Regions from separate parts of the Homo sapiens genome. Here region 2 is linked to region 1. A link is an interaction called in ENCODE POLR2A ChIA-PET data of the cell type or tissue named here. Cell type or tissue: K562. All regions are shown on one strand.

What was found. Peaks named below come from ENCODE experiments on the same cell type or tissue, not always from the same donor. Only the 100,000 strongest peaks of a DNase experiment are listed, where the experiment ranks them.
Region 2: POLR2A ChIA-PET joins it to region 1 with 5 read pairs; 9 of 35 experiments call an interaction of 5 or more read pairs at or near these places.

Annotation. Positions count from the first base shown.
Region 1 is chr6:15,655,203-15,660,202 of GRCh38, forward strand. All of the region lies in intron 1 of DTNBP1 (dystrobrevin binding protein 1), which reads right to left. Among named protein-coding and RNA genes, the nearest start is that of DTNBP1, 5.3 kb to the right of the region's middle. In K562, no CTCF peak of the experiment used is centred here; a DNase peak (open chromatin) is centred at 2,322.
Region 2 is chr6:16,144,164-16,149,163 of GRCh38, forward strand. MYLIP (myosin regulatory light chain interacting protein) reads left to right here. Exons shown (of 7, transcript NM_013262.4): 6 at 734-1,154; 7 at 2,499-4,085. The coding sequence ends at 2,588. It also overlaps the pseudogene LOC124901514. Among named protein-coding and RNA genes, the nearest start is that of MIR4639, 5.1 kb to the left of the region's middle. In K562, no CTCF peak of the experiment used is centred here; no DNase peak of the experiment used is centred here.

The DNA of each region.
Region 1 (5,000 bases):
CCTCAAGCTCCTGGCCTTAAGCGATCCTCCCACCTTAGCCTCTCAAGTAGCTGGGACTACAGGCTCACACCAGCACACCCAGCTAGTTTTTAAAAACCCTTTGTAGAGACAGGGGTCTCCCTATGTTGCCCAGGCTGGTCTTGAACTCATGGGCTCAAGCTATCCTCCCACCTCAGCCTCCCCAAGTGCTGGGATTAGAAGCATGAACCACCATATCCAGCCAAAAAACATTTTTAATAACAAAAACAATCTTTTAGGTATTCATCTTTTCTCACCACTTCTTCTCCAAATAAATGGCCAATGTGCCAAAATGCAGAAAAGAAACTGTTGGAGAAAACAAAGTAGCTATAGGAAAGTTGGAAATAGTCATCTTTTTCCCTGCTAAAAAATAAAAACAAAGTAAAAAACAAAGTAGCTATAGGAAAGTAAAACGAAGTTAAAAAAAAAAAAAAGTAAAAAAACAAAGTAGCCATAGGAAAGTTGAAAATAGTCATCTTTTTGCCTGCTAAACTTTCTTGATTGTTTCCAACTATTATTCTTAAGATGAAAAATATAAAAGATCAGATATACTTAAGAAAGTAACAAAAAGCCAAAAAGGTATTTTCTAAAATAACATCCTCAAAACCCAGAATTCACCTGAAATTAGCCCACTATTTTTATTTTAGGATAACTCCAGTTTCTCTGGAGAACTTATTCTGTCCTGGAAACAACCCACTTATAACGTCTGTTTAATGTCCTACAATATCATGACATGCTGTGAAGGAAATACTGACCTAGGGGGAATATTCCAGTTTCCTCAAATGTAAAATGGTAGTATTATACTCAACCATAAAGATTTGCCATGAGAATTGAATAAAATTCCAAATATGACCTTAATGGCATTCTGGAAACTACAGAGCTAATTTCAAATGAAAGTTATAATAAAGGTGATCCCCATCAAGAAAGCCGAGAAACCAATGTACTACATTACTGGGCTAAGGTGAAATAAAGCAGAGGTTCCCAATGTGCCTACAAAAGGCTTGCCCAGCCCTATTCTTGGTCTTCTCCCAAGTACCATACACCCCATGAACACATAAGTGCTGTGTGAGCATATTAATATATAGACTAAGTGAGCCATCTGACAACTATTTTCTACTAATGACAACTTTCAAGTTCAAAGCACTAAACCTCAAATTCGTCATAAAGTTCAATAATTTTATTTTTAGATAGCTCCAACGACTTCACCTTAATTTGACACCAGCATATTTATGTCTTTGAGCTTTGTAGAAAATACTAAAATGGGGGCTTCTTACTGAAAAAGGGGGGTGACTCACAAAACTGCTTAGACAAAAAGTGTAAAAGGATGTAAATAAGCCTGGGCAACATGGCGAAACCCTGTCTTCCAAATATACACAAATTAGCCAGGCGTGGTGGTGTATGCCTGTAGTCCCAGCTACTTGGAAGGCTGAGGTGGGTGGATTGCTTGAACCCAGGAGGTTGAGGCTGCAGTGAGCCATGAGCATACCACAGCACTGCAGCCTGGGTGACAGAGTGAGACCCTGTCTCAGAGAAAAAAAGAAAAGAAAAAGATGTAGATAAACAGAATGATGCATTGAGTACTACAATGACTGCTGAGATCTGCCGGTGATTCAACAGCGTGCGGAACCTGCATGACGTTTCATTTACTTGTAACTCAATTTCCAACTGTCTACATCATTGGCTATTAGGAAAGGTGAGGACGATTGCTTTAAAGCACCACAGAAATGTATGAATTAGCATATTTTGTCATAAGGCACATCCAATCTATTACATTTTCACATCAGTGTTCATCATTTTTTTTCTCTCTTAAGCGAGATCAGGGAAAAGCCAAAGCCTCAATCACACTTAAAAGTGCAAATGGCCTAAGGTACAAAGCCTAAGAAATTCACACAAAAGCTGCACAGACTCAGGAAAGAAAGATGAATTTAGACTATCTACATCCTAATGCCTTTATCCTAAGTCCCAAATACATGGCTTCAAGTTCTCACTTCTCACCTGAGCGCAAGAGAAATTTCCAATTGCTTCTCAGCTGTCAAGCAGCTAGCTCATCACAAATTCACTGTTAACTGTTCCTTCTCTCTCAAACCTATTGTTAAATTCTTTAATGCTGGTATATGACACCATTTATCTAAGATACTTCCAAATTCACATTCTCAATTTCTGCACCTTTTTCATCTCCCACTGCTGTCTAATCTGACCAGTGCCTAACACATCTATTCCCTCCTTTAAACTTCTATCAGCACTGCCTTATCTTCTCTCATCTGGACCTTCATTACAGCCTCCTAAATAATCTCCCTCTACCCCATCCCCTATCTTCCTATCACACAGCCTCTCAAGTTATTCTTCCAGAAACACAGAAATATTTTTCCAGAAATACAGGTAGGCCATCTTCTCCTTAGCCTGATTTTTAGCCACAGAACTTATGGCCGTCTAGATATTCTAGACAGTCTGCTACTAGAACGAGAGTAAGGATCTTACTTGCTATCTGGTTTGTTCTCTGCTATATCCCCAGTACCTAAAATAGTGCCTGCCACATAGTAAGCACTCAATAAATATTTGACAAATTAATTAAGCAAAGCATTGAAGATATTCTATTATTAGGCACTAAACTTCCTTTCCAGCTTCATCTCCCAGGACTGCTTCCATCTCTGAAATGTGCTTATCCAAATCTATCGCAATTTCTCCTCATTATTCAAGGCCTAGTTTTAGAAACCCCTTCCTCTTTGAAGCCTTCTGTAAATGCATCCTAACTAATGACTCTTTCTTCGGACTCACATACCACACTATTTGTATCTTTAACATTCTGTTCATTCTGCTTTGCTTTATATCAGCACCAGTCTAGGGCATCTGGTGGACAGAGACTGTTTTAGACACCTTTGTACCTGCAGGATCTGGCCCAATATATAGACATTGTTTAGGAAAGACTAGGCAAACCTGAGCATATGGGCTCTCAAATCTTTTTTAAGCTTCTATGAAAAAGGACACTTTGAGTGCCTAGTCTAATGTCTGGCACTGGCACTTAATAGGAACTCTGTAGATATTTATGAAATCAAGTTGAATACTGAGATTATTTTCTCTTTAAGATGATGATTAATCCCGGAAAAGTCAACATTTCAAGCAACACTTCACCATTTGACCACATTGTAATTTAGATGACTGGCTCCAACCCCCTTTGTGTAGGTTTTGGTAGATACTACAAGGACGGAAGAAGACAGAATGAGGACACTGGGCAGGGGTGCAGGTGGGCGGCAGGGGCAGTGAGGGCTTTGAGGGGGAAACACCCTCTAGCTGCAACAATAGCAGGTTTTTTTATCCCCAACCACAGGAACCCAGTGCATCACAAATAGGAAACACCAGCCTGTGACAGGCAGCTGTAAACCCGTCAGTAAATCTGATTTTCAGTTCCCTGAAGGGTTTGCATGCCTAAATACCTCAATCCTGAGGCCTTTGGTCGTAACAGCTCAAAAGGTAAAAGTCAAAGACCAGAGTGGCTTCGAAGTATGTACTTTGGTATGTCCAAAAGTCTTCCCCAGAGCTCAAGCCAATCTCTGTAAAAATGGATATTTTATGTGAACTCTCCAAAAGGCTCCAAGAATTCTGACTCAGTTAAATCAAATTACAACTCACTTTAGGTGAGGGGAAAAGATCTTTGAGTGAAGCTCAGAACCAATCCTCTTCAGTCTGTGGCCTAAGGCTGGCCCACCACCCAATTAAGGCAGGAAGAATGTGATGTAATCACTAGTTTTTCTCAAGGTTGACATAATTGTTACTACGCATAAAAATTTACAAAAAAGGCCATAAGTCCATGGACAACCTAGAGCTCCCCCCAAACCACCAGTAATCTCTACACTGCCCTTAAAGAACAATGGTCTTAAGCTGCACTTTTTCAAAGTTTGAATGGAATGTAGAAATTTATTCTTATTGGACATGGTTTCATCACCAAAGTGACATTCTGAGACTGATAAGGAATCGTTCTATTTTACTAAAAATGAAAAAAAGTAAATTTATCTAGAGTTAGGGCCTTCATATGAGTTTTCAGAAAGTGAAAATGATCACAGAAGCTCCGAAGAGAGGATGCTGCTCTGGGCGACAGCGGGAGCTGCACTGGCTGCACTGAAGGAGCCCAGAAATGCCTGAGGCCTTCCATTCCATCCCTGGGGCAGCCTGCACACCCGGTGTTTCCAATTATTTTAGAAGGCAGCTGCTCTGGCTTCCACACAATTGCTCTGCCACCAAGTGTTCTACAGAAACGCCAGGTCCAATGTGATAGCTCTGGGTGGCCAGGGCCATGTTTTTTCATTTTTTCTTTCTTTTTTAAGAGATGGGGTTTCTTTCTTTTTTTTTTTTTTTGAGACGGAGTCTCCCTCTGTCACCCAGTCTGGAGTGCAGTGGTGTGATCTCGGCTCACTGCAACCTCCACCTCCTGGATTCAAGAGATTCTTCTGCCTCAGCCTTCCAAGTAGCTGGAATTACAGACGCACGCCACCATGGCCAGCTAATTTTTGTATTTTTTAGTGGAGACGGGGTTTCACCACGTTGGCCAAGCTGGTCTTGAACTCCTGACCTCATGATCCGCCTGCTTCGGGCTCCCAAAGTGCTGGGATTACAGGTGTGAGCCACCGCACCCAGCCAAAAGATGGGGTTTCTTTGTGTTGCCCAGTCTTGAACTCCTGGGCTCAAGGGATCCTCCTGCCTCAGCCTCCCAAGTAGCTGGGACAACAAAATTGTTGGAAGATTCCATAAAGCTTCCCCATGTGGCCCTTTAACAGTCGTCTGTTTTAAAAATTGGTTTTTAAACAGATTTAATGTGTGAAACTTATCTGATCTGGATTTGAACAAACCAACTGTAAAAAGTCATTTCTAAGCACAAAACAAATCTGATTATGGACTGCATAATTGATAATATCAAAAAATTAGTGTTAATTTTATTATCTATGATATCAGCATTGCATTTATGTAATATGTTTCTTTTTTAGTGATGC
Region 2 (5,000 bases), 490 kb after region 1:
CAATACAACAACCCTAAGGGGTTATTATTACCCTAATGTTAAAGATGAGGGAACTGGGAGGATAATTATTTACTTAGTCTAGGACTCAGCTTCAAAGCCAAGTTTGATTACCCTAAAGGTAACCCTGAGGGACTGGGCCTGCTCCACTGCTCAGGAGAAGGATAGCACAGATCATCTTTTCTTTCTGGCAGAGCTGCTATCCTGAGTCGTCACTGTGTATGGAAGGATTTTTTAATAGCAATATTGATTCCCTCATTTCAGAGGGTACTTTAAAGCCAAGTTGTGATTGGACTCACGTATTTGGACAATTAAAGCTAAGAAATTTAAGTCGTAGACAACTTTAAACTTTTTTATTTTAAAATAGATACACAAATTGTGAAACAGGATGGGAAATTTTTAGACATTTCTAACCTAAAAGCCAAGACTTCAGGCAGATGCCCTTTTTCTTCCATAAGCAACTTCACTCAGTAGCGTCTGTCCTGGGGAGGAGGTACGTGCTCACTGCCCTCTGTATTTACTGCTTTACGGAAGCCATAATGTCAGGAGATGTTAGAGAAACAGAGGTGTAATCACTGAGAATATTTACCAGACGTAAAACTGGAAGGACTTACTTTCATACATGCAGACGAGACTATGAAACATCTGCTGACATTTCTGTTCTTATTGACAACAGCGAATAAGGGTGCTGCCAGGCTCTTTGGTGTTAAAGTAGATGTTCAATCTTGCCTTGCAGGTGTGACACAGTGACCAGCGCCGTGATGATGCAGTATAGCCGTGACTTGAAGGGCCACTTGGCATCTCTGTTTCTGAATGAAAACATTAACCTTGGCAAGAAATATGTCTTTGATATTAAAAGAACATCAAAGGAGGTGTATGACCATGCCAGGAGGGCTCTGTACAATGCTGGCGTTGTGGACCTCGTTTCAAGAAACAACCAGAGCCCTTCACACTCGCCTCTGAAGTCCTCAGAAAGCAGCATGAACTGCAGCAGCTGCGAGGGCCTCAGCTGCCAGCAGACCCGGGTGCTGCAGGAGAAGCTACGCAAGCTGAAGGAAGCCATGCTGTGCATGGTGTGCTGCGAGGAGGAGATCAACTCCACCTTCTGTCCCTGTGGCCACACTGTGTGCTGTGAGAGCTGCGCCGCCCAGCTACAGGTAGGGGAGTCAGCTGCCCACTTTTGCCTGCAGCCTCACCTATCCCTCCTCTTAACGGGGAGTAGGAGCCAGGTACTGGCTCGCTAATGCACAGACGGGGAATGCCCATCTTCACCCGGAAAGGGTCTTTGTATTTGGTGACCTAAAAGGCATTGCCCTTTAGAAACATTTTAGATTAGCATACTATTTTCAACAACATAATTACTCCAAATTATGCAGTGTTTTCAAGTTCTGAAAATGAGGCTGAGATTCCTGGGTAACATATCTAGTTAGCGGCTTACCTGAGGACAAGAATCCAGGCCTCCTGAGGCCTGGCCCAGGGCTGCTTCCTCTATTTCAAGTTGCCTCCCTTTTTCTGACACTTAGGAGGATGGTCTTTATTACTTAAGATATTTGGGAAAGAATACTTCTCAATTATCCATGGATGGGTTGTTGACTCTGTGATATTGGTGATTAATTTCCTTTTATGATTGCAAATGCCTCAAGGGCATATGGGTTGGCTGTTATTTATTAGCAAGTCAAACTAATTTTAATATTAACACGAAAAAGAGAACTCACATATAGTTTTCTTCCTTTCTTGCATGAAGAAGAATTTTAAATTTCCTCTTACAAGTTTTTTCAATTTGTTTTTATTTCTCAGATGTGTTTGCCAAATGTCACTGTGGTTTTATGTAAAACTGGTTCTAGATAATACTTAGTCCTTCAGAAGCTGCTAATTTCAGAGCTAATAAGACCAAATGACCCCTGTGTCCTTTCCCCAGAAGCAGTCATAGGCTTGTCTTTTTCTGCCCACCTATTCTGACTCTCATCCCTAAGTCTCTCCTGAGGGCTGATGATGGGCACGGGCTTTCTGAGAAGTCAGCCAGGAATGTGGAGCTGCCACCTACGGCTAGAAGCAGAGCCACCCTCCCTGGCCATGTGGGCATCAGCCCAGAAATGTTGGCCTGAGTCAGTCAGCTGAGCTAAGGACACACAATTTCAAGAAGGGTCTCCTGCATTGCTGCCTGAAGTGTTATAGTCTACTCATGTAGAGACCACATTCTGCACAGAAAGACGTCTTCAGTAATTGCTTTATTCAATGTACCTTCTTTAGCGTTTCACTAAAAATGTAATTAATTTCCTTCAGTTTATACTATGTCATAGTATTTATTTTTAAGCCCTTGTAAAGTATAAACTTTCAACCTGTGAGACGGCAAAGATCTCTACCAATTGAAAGCTAGAAATCACTGTGATCACAATTGATTTAGAAAATTAAATGCACTAGAGACCAGGGGTGTGCACAGAGACACAGGCCCCCCACCGAGGCTTGCATGCTAACAGAGACTGTTGGCTTTTCTTTCCCAGTCATGTCCCGTCTGCAGGTCGCGTGTGGAGCATGTCCAGCACGTCTATCTGCCAACGCACACCAGTCTTCTCAATCTGACTGTAATCTAATCTGTTGTGCTTTTGTTGGACTTGGCATGTTTCCATGAACTGCACTATTATAAACTATTAAAATGATAGATTGTGGAGAAAGTAATTATTCCAACACCCATCTGCCATGCGATGTTAAAAAAAAAAAAAAGGAAGAAAAATAACACAGCTACTCCTCACTGCAAAAACATATCCATGCGTAGAATCAACAACTCCAGTCATGGGACCAGGAGGAGCTCTGGGACGCAGACACATTCCTTGGATGTTGATTTTTTTTATGATCTAGTAAAGGAATAGGTAAAGTCTTTGATGTCAGTGAAGTGGCAACATAGCCAAAAAGTTGGGTACCTTTTAGGAAATGATGTTGTAAGTCTCCTTAATGTATCCTGAGGTAAGTTTCCTACTGGCAGCAGATTTTGTAAGAATTACTTTTAAGAATTTCATTCTTTTTGTATGGTCATGGAGCTCCAACCATTTTTAATAGGAAAGTCTTTTGTAAATTGTTGTCGTTTTAATGTCATTTCTGTCTTTATAACTTGATCAAGAATGATTGGAAGGCAAACAGGTTTACAAATCAATTCTGTGACTTTTAAAAAGTTGACAATGTTGTCAGATTTAAACCAGTGTGGCTAGTAAAAAGCAGCTCACTCAATGTGGGTGGCTCCCTATTCCTTTACGCTCCCCCTATCCCTACCCCACAAGCCTTTCGATTATAAAATACTACCAATCTTGTTATAAGATTACTGTGGAGTAGTCAAGTACTCCCCGGGCCTTCTGAGCTGGTGGAATATTTTATTTCAGACTGAAAACAGAGAGCACTCTCCTTGGGAAGGGAAAGCGGAGCTTGCTGAGTGAGAGATGGAGCCTCATGGTGTACAACTGAGGGTAGTTAACTCATCACTTCTCCCAAGCACTCGATCCCAGCTTCACCCACTGGTGTTGCTTTGCTTGAACTGTTCAAGCCTTTTATAGCCTTACCATAAGTATTTAGATATGGTGTCCTTTTCTGTTTTTGGGGGGGGAGTTTTGTTGTGTTTTTTTAAAGTAAGTGCTTAAGTATTAACTTTGGGTTGTCCCCTCTGTATGTTTCGAAGGGGTTTTGGTTCTTTTTGCTTCTGTTTTCTTAAACATGTTTTCCACTCCCACTTGGGCATTTTGGAAGCTGGTCAGCTAGCAGGTTTTCTGGGATGTCGGGAGACCTAGATGACCTTATCGGGTGCAATACTAGCTAAGGTAAAGCTAGAAACCTACACTGTCACTTTACTGAGATTTCTGAGTATACTTTTCATATTGCCTTAATGTAGCAGTAATGTGTTTATGCATTTGTTTCTTTGCACAGACATTTTGTCAAATATTAAAACTCTACTTTTTTATGGCACATATTAGCATATAAGCCTTTATTCCAAGAGGTATTTATTTTTTCACTTGTAAAAAAATAATGTTTCCACGTAAAGAACTCTGTTATATCCTAGAGGACTCTGTCTTTTATATTCGGGATAATAAAGACTTTAAAGCAAACATGGATGTGTGTATTGTCATTTAAGCCAGTTTTATTTCATTTCAAAGAAATAAGCAAGGGGTAACATCACAGTTAGTATCTACTTTCCTCCTACCGGGAATTTAATTTTTTTTTTTTAATAATTTCGGTGCTCTACAAATTCAGAGAAACTTCTTTAGTAACAAACTATAGAAATGATCCTTGAGAGTATAGTCTTTTTTTTTTTTTTTCAAGAAAACTTGAAAATATTTGTGGTATTGGTTCTAATGGAGATCACTTCACCAGGTTATTCTCTTATTTATGTCTTTGGGTGGTTAGATTGGTATGTAGGGGAAAATGGGGTCATGAACATAAGCAGATGAAAAGAAAAAATCAGGACAAGTACTGGAAGCTATTGGAGAAGGAAGGAAGTGGCAAAGCTGGAAGTTAACAATTAACAACCCAGCTGGTGCTGCTGGTGTGTGGCCTGCTCAAGACAGGGGAGTGGCCTGGGTCATAGCAGTAAGGGCCTCGGGCTACAGAAGCTCGGGCTGTATTCCTGCAGGACTGCTGGTCTACTCCTGCTAGGTCCTAACTGCTCTATGCTTGCCAGTGTGTGCTCATCTGTGTTTCTCCAGAAATACATTTTGGAATAGAGAATATTGTACATAATATATATAAGTGATAATTATCTGTAGCAATTGGAAGAAGTAAATTTATTTTTTTTAATTAGAGGCAGGGGTATTTGTTTTTACTGTACCTATAACCTAAGTCAATCTTCCATCAATTTCTAGGAATTAACTAATTTGTTCATTCAACACATTTATTGAAACCTACTAAGTTATTGAGCCCTGGAAATTTAGCAGTCATCAAGACATAAATGATTCTGGATGCCTGTATCATGTACTTAGCCTGTAACGTGTACTTTTGTCTCTGCGCGGAAGTTAGATAATATG